2 separate regions of the Homo sapiens genome follow, and region 1 is linked to region 2. Evidence: chromatin loops called from intact Hi-C (ENCODE). Cell type or tissue: heart right ventricle. All regions are shown on one strand.

Region 1 (8,000 bases), 1.4 Mb before region 2:
ATAACTTTGTTTTTATTTTATTTTCTATTACTATTATTTTCGAGACAGCATCTCACCCTGTTGCCCAGGGTAGAGTGTGTAGTGGTGCAATCATGGCTCATTACAGCTTCAACCTCCTGGGTTCAAATAATCTTCCCACCTCAGCCTCCAGGGTAGCTGGGACCACAGGCACATGCCACCATGCCCGGCTTAATTTTTTAAATTTTTGGTAGAGATGGTGTGATGGTTACTATTGAGTGTCAACTTGATTGGACTGAAAGATGCCAAGTATTGATGCCAAGTATTGAGTGTGTCTGTGAGAGTGTTGCCAAAGGAGGTTAACATTTGAGTCAGTGGGCTGGGGAAGGCACACCCACCCTTAATCTGGTGAGAACCATCTCATCAGCTGCCAGTGAATATAAAGCAGGCAGAAAAAGGCGAGACTGACCTAGCCTCCCAGCCTACATCTTTCTCCCATGCTGGATGCTTCCTGTCCTCAAACATCAGACTCTAAGCTCTTCAGTTTCGAGACTCAGACTGGCTCTCCTTGTGCCTCAAGCTTGTAGACAGCCTACTGTGGGAACTTGTGATTGTGTAAGTTAATAATAAACTCCCCTTTATATATATAGAGATATAGATATTTATATAGATAGCTATATATATTTATATTTATATAGATATCTATATCTATATCTATATCTATATCTATATCTATATCTATATCTATATCTATATCTATATCTATATATCTCCTATTAGTTCTGTCCCTCTAGAGAACCCTGACTAATACAGGTTTTGGTACCAGGAGTGGTTCTAAAGGAACAGAATATTAAGGATGGAGTTCTTTTGTTGGTTTTGGGGTTTCTGGAGTTGGCTGCTTAATCTGATTAGACCCAAAAATGCTAAGGACTCTACTCCTAATAGTATGGAGAACACTGATAGTCCTTGGCATGAACTGTTTACAGAATTATGCAAAATAAATGCATTTGACACTCCTGATTCACTGCTCGTGAGAGGCAAGGAGTTTAGTGACTCTATGTAATAAATTTGACCATATGTGGAGAACCAAGGAACATAATGAAGCTGGTTGGTTGCTCCTCAGTTCAGTGGACAAACTGATGAAAGAAAATGATGAACTCTTCTACCTCAGTAAAATTTCTAGGGGTCCAGTGGTGTGGGGCCTGTCGAGATATTCCTTCTAAGGTGAAGGATAAGTTGCTGCATTCGGCCCTTCCTACAACCAAGAAAGAGGCACAATGCCTAGTGGGCCTATCTGGATTTTGAAGGCAGCACATTCCTCATTTGGGTGTGTTACTCTGGCCCATTTATTGAGTGACCTGAAAGGCTGCCAGTTTTGAATGGGGTCCACAACAGGAGAAGGCTCTGCAATAGGTCCAGGCTGCTGTGCAAGCTGCTCTGCCACTTGGGCCATATGACCCAGCAGATCCAATGGTGCTTGAGGTGTCAGTGGCAGATAGGGATGCTGTTTGGAGCCTCTCGCAGACCCCCATAGGTGAATCACAGTGGAGGCCTCTAGGATTTTGGAGCAAGGCCCCGCCATCTTCTGCAGATAACTACTCTCCTTTTGAGAGACAGCTCTTGGCCTGTTACTGGGCTTTGGTGGAAACTGAACGTTTGACTATGGGTCATCAAGTCACCATGCGACCTGAACTGCCTATCATGAACTGGGTGCTTTCTGACCTATCTAGCCATAAAGTGGGTCGTGCACAGCAGCATTCCATCATCAAATGGAAATGCTATATATGTGATCAGGCTCAAGCAGGTCCTGAAGGTATAAGTTACATGAGAAAGTGGCACAAATGCCCATGGTCTCCACTCGCCACCCTGCCTTCTCTCCTCCAGCCTGCACCGATGGCCTCATGGGGAGTTCCCTATGATCAGTTGACAGGGGAAGAGAAGACTAGGGCCTGGTTCACAGACGGTTCTCCACGATATGCAGGCACCACCTGAAAGTGGACAGCTGCGGCACTACAGCCCCTTTCTAGGACATCCCTGAAGGATACCAGTGAAGGGAAATCTTCCCAGTGGGCAGAACTTCGAACAGTGCACCTGGTTGTGCACTTTGCATGGAAGGAGAAATGGCCAGATATGCGGTTATATACCAATTCATGGGCTGTAGCCAGTGGTTTGGCTGGATGGTCAGGGACTTGGAAGAAGCATGATTGGAAGACTGGTGACAAAAGAATTTTGGGGAAGAGGTATGTGGATGGACCTCTCTGAGTAGTCAAAAACTGTGAAGATATTTGTATCCCAAGTGAGTGCTCACCAACGGATGACCTCAGCAGAGGAGGATTTTAATAATCAAGTGGATATGATAACCCATTCTGTGGATACCACTCAGCCTCTTTCCCCAGCCACCCCTGTCATTGCCCAATGGGCCCATGAACAAAGTGGCCATGGTGGCAGGGATGTGGGCTCAGCAACATGGACTTCCACTCACCAAGGCTGACCTGGCTACGGCCACTGCTGAGTGCCCAATTTGCCAGCAGCAGAGACCAACACTGAGCCCTCAATATGGCACCATTCCTCAGGGTGATCGGCGAGCTACCTGGTGGCAGGTTGATTATATTGGACCTCTTCCATCACAGAAAGGGCAGAGGTTTGTCCTCACTGGAACAGACACTTACTCCGGATGTGGGTTTGCCTATCCTGCACGCAATGCTTCTGCCAAGATTACCATCCATGGACTCACAGAATGCCTTATTCACTGTCATGGTATTCCACACAGCATTGCCTCTGACCAAGTTACTCACTTTATGGCTAAAGAAGTGTGGCAGTGGGCTCATGCTCATGGGATTCACTGGTCATTCGCAGGATGAAGGTCCCCATCATCCTGAAGCAGCTAGACTGATAGAACGGTGGAATGGCCTTTTGAAGTCACAATTACAACACCAATTACATGACAATACTTTGCAGGACTGGGACAAAGTTCTCCAGAAGGCCGTGTATGCTCTGCATCAGCATCCAGTATATGGTACTGTTTCTTCCATAGTCAGGATTCACGAGTCCAGGGACCAAGGGGTGGAAGTGGAAGTGGCACCACCCATCATCACCCCTAGTGATCCATTAGCAACATTTTTGCTTCCTGTTCCCACAACATTACGTTCTGCTGGCCTAGAGGTCTTTGTTTCAGAGGAAGGAACACTGCCAACAGGAGACACAACAATGATTCCATTAAACTGAAAGTTAAGATTGCCACCTGGACACTTTGGGCTCTACCTACCATTAAGTCAGCAGGCTAAGAAGGGAGTTACAGTATTGGCTGGGGTGACTGACCTGGACTATCAAGATGAAATCAGTCTACTACTCCATAACAGAGGTAAGAAAGAGTATGCAAGAAATACAGGAGATCCATTAGGGTGTCGCTTAGTATTACCATGCTCTGTGATTAAGGTCAATTGGAAACTACAACAGCCCATTCCAGTCAGGACTACAAATGGTCCAGACCCTTCAGGAATGAAGGGTTGGGTCACTCCACTAGGAGAAAAACCCACAACGTGCTGAGGTGCTTGCTAAAGGCAAAGAGAATAAAGAATGGGTAGCAGAAGAAGGTGGTCATCAATACCAGCTATGACCATGTGACCAGCTGCAGAAACAAGGACGGTAACTGTCATATTTCCTCCTTATTTTGTTAAAAACATGTTTGTGCATGTATACACTTGTACTAAGAAAATATCTTCATTTTATTTCCTTTTTCCTTTATCATGTGACATAAGATTTATTGACTTCACATCAGCATTTAAGTACTGTTAACTTTATGTAATAGCATTTGGGTTGGGGATTGGTGCATTTCTGGTTGTACGAAGGATAGTTGTATTATGTTAGGTGTAATTATAACCTTATTATTGTCTTTATTTGAAGATTATGTATGATCTCAGGAGATGTGTATGAGTTCAAGTTGACAAGGGATGGACTTGTGACGGTAAATACCGAGTGTTAACTTGACTGGATTGAAGGATGCAAAGTATTGATCCTGGGTGTGTCTGTGAGGGTGTTGCCAAAGGAGGTTAACATTTGAGTCAGTGGGCTGGGGAAGGCAGATCCAACCTCAATCTGGTGCACCATCTAATAAGCTGCCAATGAATATAAAGCAGGCAGAAAAACATAAGAAGGTGAGACTGGCCTAGCCTCCCAGCCTACATCTTTCTCCCATGCTGAATGCTTCCTGTCCTCGAACATCAGACTCCAAGTTCTTTAGTTTTGAGACTTGGACTGGCTTCCTTGCTCCTCAAGCTTGCAGACAGCCTATTGTGGGACCTTGTGATCATGTAAGTCAATACTTAATAAACTCCCCTTTATATTTATATATATATATTTATATAATATAAATCCTATATATTTTATATATCCTATATATTTTATATATCTATATATATATCATATATATGATATATATATGCTATTCTGTCCCTTTAGAGATCCTTGATTAATACAGATGGGGTCCCACTATGCTGCCCAGGCTGCTTTCAAGTAAGCCTCCCACCACAACCTTCCAAAATGCTGGGATTACAGGCATGAGCCGCTGCACCCAGCCACAACTTTGTTATGAACAATTTGTACAGCTATAGAAATGAATGACTTTCTTACTTTTTTTTTTTTGAGACAGGGTCTTAACTCTGTCACCCAGGCTGGAGTGCAGTGGTGTGACCACAGCCACTGCAGGCTCAACCTCTGGGACTCAGGTGATTCTCCCATCTCAGCCTCCCAAGTAGCTGGGACTACAGGTGCGTGCCACCACGCTTGGCTAGTTTTTTGTATCTTTTGTAGAGATGGGGTTTCGCCATGTTGGCCAGGCTGGTCTCGAACTTCTGGGCTCAAGCAATCCTCTTGACTCAGCCTCCCAAAGTGCTGGGATTACAGGGATGAGCCACCATGTTTGGCCAAGTTTTTATATATTCTTATTTGGCTATGGCATGAACTTTTGTGGTATAATCCCAGTCACTTAAAAAAATATTAAAATATCAGTTTCGGAACCAAACTAAGGTAAGGAGAGCATGTTTGAATGTAATGATGTGTGAGATCTTGCCAGGAAATTGTCATTAGGCAACTGGTTGCTAATTAACCAGTGACAGAATTAACTTAGAAGCAAATTGCCTCAACAATCAAATTCACAGATTTTTCCAATTTTCTGCTTACTCAGGTTGCTTCTTCTAGATCCCTTTTGATCTATTTTCAGCTATGGATTCATGAGAATCAAGACTAAGCAGCCTGAATTGAAGGAGTAACAGTATCACCTAACAATGATTTTGCTGCCATAGTAGCTGTTTGTATACTGGCCATATGCCTAGGTAAAATGAGGCCAGATCACTCTCAGAGTTTTCTATCAGAGTTGGTGGTGAACTACTGCTCACTGATAATGGTATGTGCCCATCAATGGCAGTATAATTTTGACCCAAGATATTACTTTAATGCATAAAATTTTATAATCAACTGACAATTATAACCAGAAATATAACTAGGAATATGACAGAACCTATCACTTTAATTTTGTGAGTGGAAAATAACTTAAATATGATAGTATTATATCCCTGGGAAATAAAAAAAAATTCAACTGTATACCAAAAAGCCTGAATCAATCCCACATTTCTACATAAAAACTAGACCAACAACAAGCTGACAGGATTGTAGCAGTTCTTATGTGCATACTGGAGGCAGGCAGAAGGGATGGCATTCCAAGCATGAATAGCCCTACAACAAAGTCAACTGTCCCAAAATGCGGCAACCAAAACATGTAAAGCCCAAAAACTTGTCTAAGTAGCAACTATTTAAACATGTTGAGCTTTTAAGTGATCAAATTCTGTCCTATCTTCCTTCAGTACCCACACCTACACATCAACTTTACATAACTGTCAAAAGGGGAAGTTACCTTTGAAATGATGTAACAGCAACTGCATCTTTTGTTCGTGCTCCTTTTGCTGGAGGGTCAGTCTCCGGTCACACTGCAATTTTAGATGGTCCAGTGCAGATTCTAATTCACGAACCATATTATCCCGTTCCAGAACTTTCATTTTCATTTCTTCATTATATAATTGTTGTTTCCGTTCAGCTTCTCGCAAATTCACCACCTAACAAATACATATTTTGACCTGTTAAGTGTGTCTTAGATAAGCTAATATAATAATCTACTTTTCTTAGGCTACTTCAAGATGAACTTCCTTAATCTCCATAGTGTAAATGATTCCTGCCAGGTATTGGGTCCTTAGGCAAATGCTTTGTAACATATTCACAAAACAACCTAACAGCCTTTTGAATTTGTTAGAATTCAGGCCAGGCACGGTGGCTCACGTCTGTAGTCCTAGCAGTTTGGGAGTCTGAGGTGGGGGGATCACTTGAGGTGAGGAGTTCGAGACCAACCTGACCAACATAGTAAAACCCCGTCTCTACTAAAAAATATATATAAAATTAGCTGGGTGTGGTGGTGCACACCTGTAATCCCAGCTACTTGGGAGGCTGAAGCAGGCGAATGGCTTGAACCTGGGAGGCGGAGTCTGCAGTGGAGCCAAGATCGCCCCATTGCACTCCAGCCTGGGTGCAAGAGCAAAACTCCGCCGCAAAAAAAAAAAAAAAAAAAAAAAAAAAAAAGAATTTGTTGGAATTCTGAATTGATGACACTTTCTTTTTTTTTTTTTTTTTTTTTTGAGAAGGAGTCTCTCTCTGTCACCCAAGCTGGAGTGCAGTCGTGCAATCTCGGCTCACTGCAAGCTCCGCCTCCCAGGTTCATGCCATTCTCTTGCCTCAGCCTCCCGAGTAGCTGGGACTACAGGCGCCCGCCACCAAGTCCAGCTAATTTTTTGTATTTTTAGTAGAGATGGGGTTTCACCGTGTTAGCTAGGATGGTCTCGATCTCCTGACCTCGTGATCTGCCCACCTCAGCCTCCCAAAGTGCTGGGATTACAGGCGTGAGCCACTGTGCCCAGCCGACACTTTCATTTTTAATATATTGTTGCTCTAATGATCACCCTTCCATAATTTCTTAAATGTAATCTATGCAGTTTACATTTAATAATTCTGTAACTTTATTTCTCTAGTCTAAGTGGATAGTGAGAGGGTAAAGATTCTTGAAACATCTAGACAATTCCAAGTTTTAACTCCAGAATGGATGTTATAAATAAGTGACAGTTTGGTTGTTTTGTTGTTGTTGTTATTGTTAAGATGGAGTCTCACTCTGTCACCTCAGGTTGGAGTGCAGTGGTGCAATCATAGTTCACTGCAGCTTCCAACTCCTGAGATCAAGTGATCCTCCCACCTCAGCCTCCCACATAGCTGGGACCACAGGTACATGCCATCATGCCTGGCTAAGTTTTTTAAAAAATTTTTTCGTAGAGACAGGGTCTCACTATGTTGCCCAAGCTGGTCTTGAATTCCTGGACTCAAGTGATCCTCCTGCCTTGGGTCCTAAAGCACTGGGATTATAGGCGTGAGCCACCACACCCAGCCATGTTATGCATTTTGTCTACTGGATTCTTCCCTGCTGATGTGAAGTAAAAATACTTCAGACAATGTCTATATCACAGAACTTGTTAATAATCTAATGACCTCTCCAGAAAAATAATCATTAATACAAGGGTTCCCAGGATCAGAAAATCCACTGACCTTAGCCAGGTTGCCTTGCTTTAAGAGTAGCACAAGGGCCAGGCACGGTGGCTCACACCTGTAATCCCAGCACTTTGGGAGGCCGAGGCGGGAGGATCACGAGGTCAGGAGTTTGAGACCAGCCTGGCCAACATGGTGAAACCCCATCTCTACTAAAAATACAAAAATGAGCTGGGCATGGCAGCACACGCCTGTAATCCTAGCTACTCAGGAGGCTGAGGCAGGAGAATTGCTTGAACCCAGGGGGCGGAGGTTGCAGTGAGCCGAGATCACACCAGTCTGGACAACAGAGTGAGACTCCATCTCAGGGAAAAAAAAAAAAAAGAACAGCATAAAGAGTTATCTATATCAGGCTGGGCGCGGTGGCTCACGCCTGTAATCCCAGCACTTTGGGAGGCCGAGGCGGG
Region 2 (8,000 bases):
TTAGCTAGACATAAAGATTCTCCAAGTCCCCACCAGATCGGCTAGACACAGAGCACTAATTCGTGCATTTACAAACCTGGAGTTAGACACGGGGTGCGGATTGGTGCATTTACAAACCTTGAGCTAGACACAGAGTGCTGATTGGTGTATTCACAATCCCTTAGCTAGACGTAAAGGTTCTCCAAGTCCCCACTAGACTCAGGAGCCCAGCTGGCTTCACCCAGTGGGTCCTGCACGGGGCGGCAGGTGGAGCTGCCTGCCAGTCCTGTGCCTTGCACCCGCACTCCTCAGCCCTTGGGCGGTAGATGGGACTGGACGCCATGGAGCAGGGGGTGGCGCTCGTCAGGGAGACTCCGGCGGCACAGGAGCCCACGACGGGGGTGGGGGGAGGCTCAGGCATGGCGGGCTGCAGGTCCCGAGCCCGGCCCCGCGGGGAGGCAGCTAAGGCCCGGCGAGAAATCGAGAGCACCGCTGCTGGGACGGCCCTGCTGGGGGACCCTGCGCACCCTCCGCAGCTGCTGGCCCAGGTGCTAAGCCCCTCACTGCCGGAGCCGGCGGGCCGGCCGGCGGCTCTGAGTATGGGGCCCGCCAAGCCCACGCCCACTTGAAACTCTAGCTGGCCCGCAAGCGCCGCACACAGCCCGGGTTCCCGCCCATGCCTCTTCCTCCACACCTCCCCGCAAGCTGAGGGAGCCGGCTCCGGCCTCAGCCATCTCAGGAAGGGGCTCCCACAGTGCAGCGGCGGGCTGAAGGGCTCCTCAAGCGCCGCCAGAGTGGGCGCCCAGGCAGAGGAGGCGCCGAGAGGGAGCGAGGGCTGCCAGCAGGCTGTCACCTCTCAGGATTACAGGCTTAAGCCGCCACACCTGGCCGGCAAATAATCTTTGTAAAGAAAAAACAGAAAACTCTTAGACATATTTCTTTTTCTTTTTTTTAATTGAGACAGTCTCTGTTGCCCAGGTTGGAGTGCAGTGGTACAATCTCAGCTCACTACAACCTCCGCCCCCGGGTTCAAGGGATTCTCCTTCTTCAGCCTCCCCAGTAGCTGGAATTGCAGGTGCCCGCCACCATGCCCAGCTAATTTTTGTATTTTTAGTAGAGACAGGGTTTCACCATGTTGGCCAGACTAGTCTTGAACTCCTGACCTCAGGTGATCTGCCTGCCTCAGCTTCCCAAAGTGCTGGGATGGGATTACAAGCATGAGCCACTACGCCCGGCCCCCAGTTCCTTTTTTGCCCTTCCATCTGGTACTATGTGAGGACATAGCAAGGAGGCACAGCATGAAGAATGGGATCTCGGCAGACACCGAATCTGCCATTGCCTTGATCTTGGCCTTCCCAGCTTATAGAACTGTGAGAAAATAAATTTCTGTTTTTTATAAATTACCCAGTCTTGGGTATTTTGTTATAGCAGAACAAATGAACAAAGACATACACTGAACATTTTGAATGATATGTTGTAGAGACTCTTGATTTTGTTTTTCTCTAAAAACTGTGATTTTTTTCTGATAAGCAGTTAAATTACTAACATGTCATATTGATCCTGTCAAGCCTTGGGATTTGGCTTTCTTAAGGCAGGTCTATTTCATCTTTGCTCTCAGCCCTACAGCATGTCCCTTATTCCTAGGACATAGTGATTTCCCCTAAGGTGAGTGTTGTTTTGGGTCTCAAATGTTCCGCTCTACTTTAGTTGAATCAGAACTCCAACATCTCCCTAACAGATCAAACTTCTAAAATCACTGTTTACCTCTCAGTCCCCTAGAAGCTGTTCTCAGCTAGACTTTGCAGAGTCTGAGTCAATAAATATGCAACTAAAGATCTTGCCAAGGACCTGAAGGAAGCTCCTATACAGATTTCTGATTGTTTCTCTTCAATTGCCTTCTCTCTGGTATCAGACCTGCAAGTTCAAGCAGTCTTAGCTACCCTCACTTTCTGTCTTCATTTTCTCCACCAGGCAAGACTTCAACTATCTGGTTGGGCTCCATTTCCCTACAGTTTGGAAAATGTCTCAAGCAAAAAGTCAGTATTGGTTAGGCATGGTGGCTCATGCCTGTAATCCCAGCACTTTGAGAGGCTGAGGCAACATGGTGAGATCCCATCGCTACAAAAAAGAAAAATTAGTGGGGCATGGTGGCTCATGTCTGCAGTCTCAGCTACTCAGGAGGCTGAGGTAGGAGGATCACTTAAGTCCAGGAAGTCGAGGCTTCAGTGAGCCATGATCGCACCACTGCAAGACAGACTGGGTGACAGAGCAAGACCCTGTCTCAAAAAAACAAAATACAGGCTGGGCATGGCGGCTCATGTCTGTAATCCCAGCACTTTGGGAGGCGAAGGTGGTTGGATCACCCGAGGTCAAGACTTCAAGACCACCCTGACCAACCATGGTCAACATGGTGAAGTCTCATCTCTACTAAAAATTAGCTGGGCGTGGTGATGTGCACCTGTAATCCCAGCTACTCGGGAGGCTGAGGCAGGAGAATCGCTTGAAACTGGGAAGCAAAGGTTGCAGTGAGCTGAGATCACACCATTGCACTCCAGCCTGGGAACAGAAGGAGACTCCATCTCAAAAAAAAAAAAAAAAAAAAAAGGCAGCATGAAAATGGACCTCACTTTGTGTGCTGTCTTTCAAGAATTGCAGTCCTGTGATGTCTACTGTCCAATGCCTAACAATACATGTTCATATATTTTGCCCAGCTTTATAATGCTAATAGCATAAAAATAAACCTGTTGCTCTGTCTTGACAAAGATTGAAAGTACTTTATAGGGCCAGGCCCATTGGCTCACGCCTGTAATCCCAGCACTTTGGGAGGACGAGGAGGGCGGATCGCCTGAGATTGGAAGTTCGAGACCATCCTGACCAACATGGAGAAACCCCATCTCTACTAAAAATACAAAATTAGCCAGGCATGGTGGCACACACCTGTAATCCCAGCTACTCAGGAGGCTGAGGCAGGAGAATCGCTTGAACCCAGGAGGCAGAGGTTGCGGTGAGCCAAGATCGCACCATTGCACTCCAGCCTGGGCAACAGAGTGAAACTCTGCCAAAAAAAAAAAAAAAAAAAAAAGAAAGAAACAAAGAAAGAAAAGAAAGAGCTTTGTATTTTAACACTTCAGTAATTTTCACTTTTCTAGAATAACAAAGACCTCTAACGCAAAAGTCATCAAACACCAGTTTAAAATAAGTTCTAAATTGGGAATGAGAAGACCAGGTTACTCCATGAGTTCTTTTACTGCCTAGTTGTCATTTAAGCTCCCTGATCCTCAGTATTCAACTCTGTAAAAACAACAAGCTGAGCTACACGATCACTGATGTCTCTTTTAGCTCTAGTGTAATACAATTCTTCTATTCCCATTACGTACATTAGATTAATGGGTTGTACTACTTCAGGAATCAAATCAGCGGTTCCTCATTAAGGCAAATGTTTTTTTTGTTTTTTGTTTTGTTTTGTTTTGTTTTGTTTTTTAGAGACAGTCTCACTCTGTCACCCAGGCTGGTGTGCAGTGGCATGATCTCAACTCAATGCAACCTCCACCTCCCAGGCTCAAGCAATTCTATGCTTCTCCCAAGTAGATGGGACTACAGGTGTGCACTGCCACACCCAGGTAATTTTTGTATTTTTAGTAGAGATGGGGTTTCACCAAGTTATCCAGGCTGGTCTCGAACTCTTGAGAACTCTCGAACTCTCAAACTCTGGCCTCAAGTGACCCAACCGCCTCAGCCTCCCAAAGTGCTGGGATTCAAAGCCTGAGCCATCATGCCTGGCCAGGCAAGTCGTTTCTAAAGTTCTCAGTTCCAACAGCCTATTGAGAAACTGTTGAGCCTCCAAGCTCTCTGGAAGTCCTCTCTGATGCTTGAACAATGGTGCATGGAGGTACAGGTTGGTACAGAGGGTGAGAGCCTGTGAGCAAGATAGAGGAGCATGGGTGGTGGACTAAGTAAGACTTCAAAGCCCAAGTAACCCAGCTTCCAAACTCACAATGAGTTCCTATCACTTCTGAATCTGTTGCCTCATCTGTGAAATGGCTAAAATGATCCTGCCTTGCAGGGGTATTCTGGGGGTCAAATAAGATAATGCATGAGTTTGGGGTAAACCTGAAAGGCTTTTTTTCACTGATATTTAAAGATGCATAGGAAGTCCCTTAGTGGCCTCTGAGACATGGCGACTCATACATTAAGGTTTCAAAAGTCTTCCTCACCACCTAATCTCCACCATCTCTGCTACAGGGATGGGGAGCAGTCGGTGTTCAGCAGAAACCCCCAAGGTGGCACCTTGTCACCTATCCCCTTCCTTAAGAAGTAACCAGATTGTCATGTGAGACCAAAAAGAAGAGAAGAGTTGGATCAATTAACACTATGTCAAGAAGGAAGCGGAATAAGTCTATTGGATTTTGAGGAACACAGCTGGGGTCAGGGGCATGCACCTATAGTCTCAGCTACTCAGGAGGTTGGGGCAGGAGGATCTCTTGAGCCCAGGAGTTCGACACCAACCTGGACATCATAGTGAGCCTCTTTAAAAAGGAATAAAATAAAATAAAATAAAGATATTGAGGAATGCAAAAGAAAACATCTCAATCCTGGTCTCTTCAATCTGTCTGCCTACCCACCCAGTGTATTCTCAGAACTAAAGAGATCCAGGGCTTTGGATCCCAGGAGGAGGTCCCCTGAGCCACTTATGAGGACTGGCTCCAGAGGAGAATGACTGAGAACTCCAGAAAACGCACTGAGGAGCGTGTTACCCTGGACTGAGTGAGTGTGTGGAGAATTGCCTTTCTTTGAAGGCCCCAACTTTCTGGACTGGGTCATAGGGCAAAGACCACGGGGTCCAATGGATGGATGGAGGACAATTTGTGTTCATCAGCGCCCTCAAGTGGCGGTGATGAGCAGCTGCAGAGCTGCGGACCAACACTTAGTTTTTTTTTCCCTACTTGAAAATTGAACTTTGGAGAAATTTCCTTTTAGACTGCAAAAGATTCAAAAGGTTCACAGATGATCCTTAAAGGAGAGAGGACCGACCCCAAAAGTGTGATAATGAGCTTTTTGCCAATCTAGTGGATGGTGTGTTGTAGATAAGTTCATACTTACTACATGCATGAAGACCAGGGCTCAACACATGGTAAATACTTAATTAACCATCATTATGAATAAATGAGAGCTTAATCAAATAAAGATTAAGGTATATATGATGGGGACATGACTTCTTAGTTAAAATGCTGTCGACTAAAATGCAAGCTCCAAAAGGGTAGAATTGGGCCAGGCGCAGTGACTCATGCCTGTAATCCCAGCACTTTGGGAGGCCAAGGCCAATGGATCACTTGAGGTCAGGAGTTCAAAACCAGCCACATGGTGAAACCCCGTCTCTACTAAAAATACAAAAATTAGCCGGGTGTGGTGGTGGGTGCCTGTAATCCCAGCTACTCAGGAGGCTGAGGCAGGAGAATCACTTGATCCCAGGAGGCAGAGGTTGCAGTGAGCCAAGATCGTATCACTGTACTCCAGCCTGGGCTACAGAGTGAGACTCAGTCTCAAAAAAATAAATAAATAAAAGGTAGAATTTTTGTTTGTTTTGTCCACTGCTATACTGCCAGCATTTAGAACGGTGCCTGGCATGCTCAACTTGATGAATATTTGTTTAATTGAATGTTAAATGAACTGGGTGGAGGACAAAGTCCAGGCCTCTTGTACCATGCCACACAGCTGTGTCTCAGGCCCTTTACTGTCCAATGTATTTACCACCAGCATGAAGAAAGACTGGGAAGGCTTGTTTGCCAAACCGGCCAAAACACCAAGCAGGGAGAAATAGTCACTATGCTGGATGACTTGTAATATGGTTTGGCTGTGTCCCCACCCAAATCTCATCTTGAATTGTAGTTCCCATAATCCCCACCTGTCATGGGAGGGACCCAGTGGGAGGTAATAGCATGGTTACCCCCACACTGTTTTTCTCATAGTCAGTGTGTTCTCATGAGATCTGATGGTTTTATAAGGGGCCCTTTGCCCAGCACTTCTCTCTCTCCTGCCACAATGAGAAGATGTGTTTGCTTCCCCTTCTGTCATGATTGTAAGTTTCCTGAGGCCTCCCAGCCATGCCGAACTGTGAGTCAATTAAACCTCTTTCCTTTGTAAATTACCCAGTCTTGGGTATTTCTTCACAGTAGTATGAGAATGGACTAATACAACTTCTATCAAGATCCAAACAAAAAGAACTCAAACTAGAAAACTGGGCTGAAACCAACAAGATAAAATGTAATTCATACAAATTCCCACATACACAATGAAAGAATATCAAATGTGCAATTTCAGGATGGAGAAGGCCTGCTTTGTAGCAGTCCCTGATGAAAGGCCTGGAAGGCCGGCAGCCAGGCCTGTATTAACAACACTTGACACAGCTGTGAAAAATCCTTACACGGTGGCAGATACCTTCATTGGAAGAGGGTGTCCAGAATAGGGACAAAGTGGCAGGACAGCTCTCCAGTGCTGCCTGTAGAATGTCACATTCATCTGGGGTGTCACAGGGCTCGGGCCCAGAAATGAAGGGAGGGACACTAAAAATTGCTGTGGAGAAGAGATTAATGGAGGGACATGACTTAATGTTGTCTTCAGCTATGTATAGGGCTGGGCACGATGGCTTACAACGATAATTCCAGCACTTTGGGAGGCCAAGGTGAGAGGATCACTTGAGCCCCAGAGTTTGACACCAGCCTGGGAAACATAGTGAGACCCCATCTCTCCTAAAAATAAAATAATTAGCCCAGCATGGTAGCACTTGCCTGTAGTCCCAGCTACTAGGGAGGCTGAGGCAAGAAGATCACTTGAGTCTCAAAGGTCAAGGCTGCAGTGAGCTGCATTTGTGCCACTGCACTCCAGTCTGGGCAACAGAGTGAGAAGACCCTGTCTCAAAAAAAATGTGTGTGTGTGTGTGTGTGTGTGTGTGTGTGTGTGTGTGTGGTGTGTATGTAACTGCCCTTGGTTCTGGGCACACCCAAAATACAAGTCTAGGACTGTACTATACGGAAATTATGAGGAAGCTTTAAAAGAGCTTTCCAGGCCGGGTGTGGTGGCTTACACCTGTAATCCCAGCACTTTGGGAGGCTGAGGCAGGCAGATCACTTGAGGTCAGGAGTTGGAGACCAGCCTGGCCAACATGGCCAAATCCTGTCTCTACTAAAAATACAAAAATTAGCCAGGAGTGGTGGCGCATGCCTATAATCCCAGCTACTTAGGAGGCTGAGGCAGGAGAATTACTTGAACCTGGGAGGTGGAGGTTGCAGTGAGCCAAGATTGCACCACTACACTCCAGCCTGGGAGACAAAGTGAGACTCCGTCTCAAAAAAAAAAAAAAAAAAAAAAAAAAACAGAACTTTCCAGTTACCTAGAACTGTTCAGAAATAGTATTAGCTGTGTTAGAAAGTTATGGTTCCTTCTCTTTCAAAAAAAAAAAAGAGAGGAGAATGAGAATTTCTATTTATTAAGTGCCTGCTGTATACAGTGCCAGACCAGAAAATGCATATCTCCTTTCTTCTTTCTTCCTGCACGTATTATTAATACAGAATTCTTACATCCAAAACTATCTGTATCCATATCCATAGATGGGTGGTTAATTAGAAAAAAAAGTTAAGGCAAGGAATCATAAAAGATTATACATACATACCTTAAATATTTAACTTAACCCGCCAGAATGCGTTTTTTTCAACTTTGACATAGAACCAAGTCCTGTCTTTGAGAATTGACCTACTAATTGGAGTCTGCATGGTCTCCTTTCATAAACTCCAACCATGATTTCCAGTTTCCATTTTTTTGTTTGTTTTGTTTTTTTGTTTTTTGTTTGTTTGTTTGTTTGTTTTTGAGACAGATTCTCACTCTGTCCCCAGGCTGGAGTGCAGTGTGGCAGGATCTCAGCTCACTGCAACCTCTGCCTCCTGGGTTCAAGCGATTCTCGTGCCTCAACCTTCTGAGTAGCTAGGACTACAGGTGAGAGTTATCATACCTAGCTAATTTTTGTATTT

What was found. Hi-C counts contacts between places; a loop is a spot of excess contacts. Peaks named below come from ENCODE experiments on the same cell type or tissue, not always from the same donor. Only the 100,000 strongest peaks of a DNase experiment are listed, where the experiment ranks them.
Region 1: it touches region 2 in a loop (8-fold over the local background); 20 of 110 quality-filtered maps call a loop at or near these places.

The regions. Positions count from the first base shown.
Region 1 is chr9:85,771,903-85,779,902 of GRCh38, reverse strand. It overlaps a transcript of AGTPBP1 not described here and the pseudogene LOC100419824. Among named protein-coding and RNA genes, the nearest start is that of AGTPBP1, 34 kb to the right of the region's middle. In heart right ventricle, no CTCF peak of the experiment used is centred here; no DNase peak of the experiment used is centred here.
Region 2 is chr9:84,401,145-84,409,144 of GRCh38, reverse strand. No RefSeq gene overlaps it. Among named protein-coding and RNA genes, the nearest start is that of SLC28A3, 64 kb to the right of the region's middle. In heart right ventricle, a CTCF peak has its summit at 4,875 (motif pointing left); no DNase peak of the experiment used is centred here; H3K27me3 peaks cover 404 bases.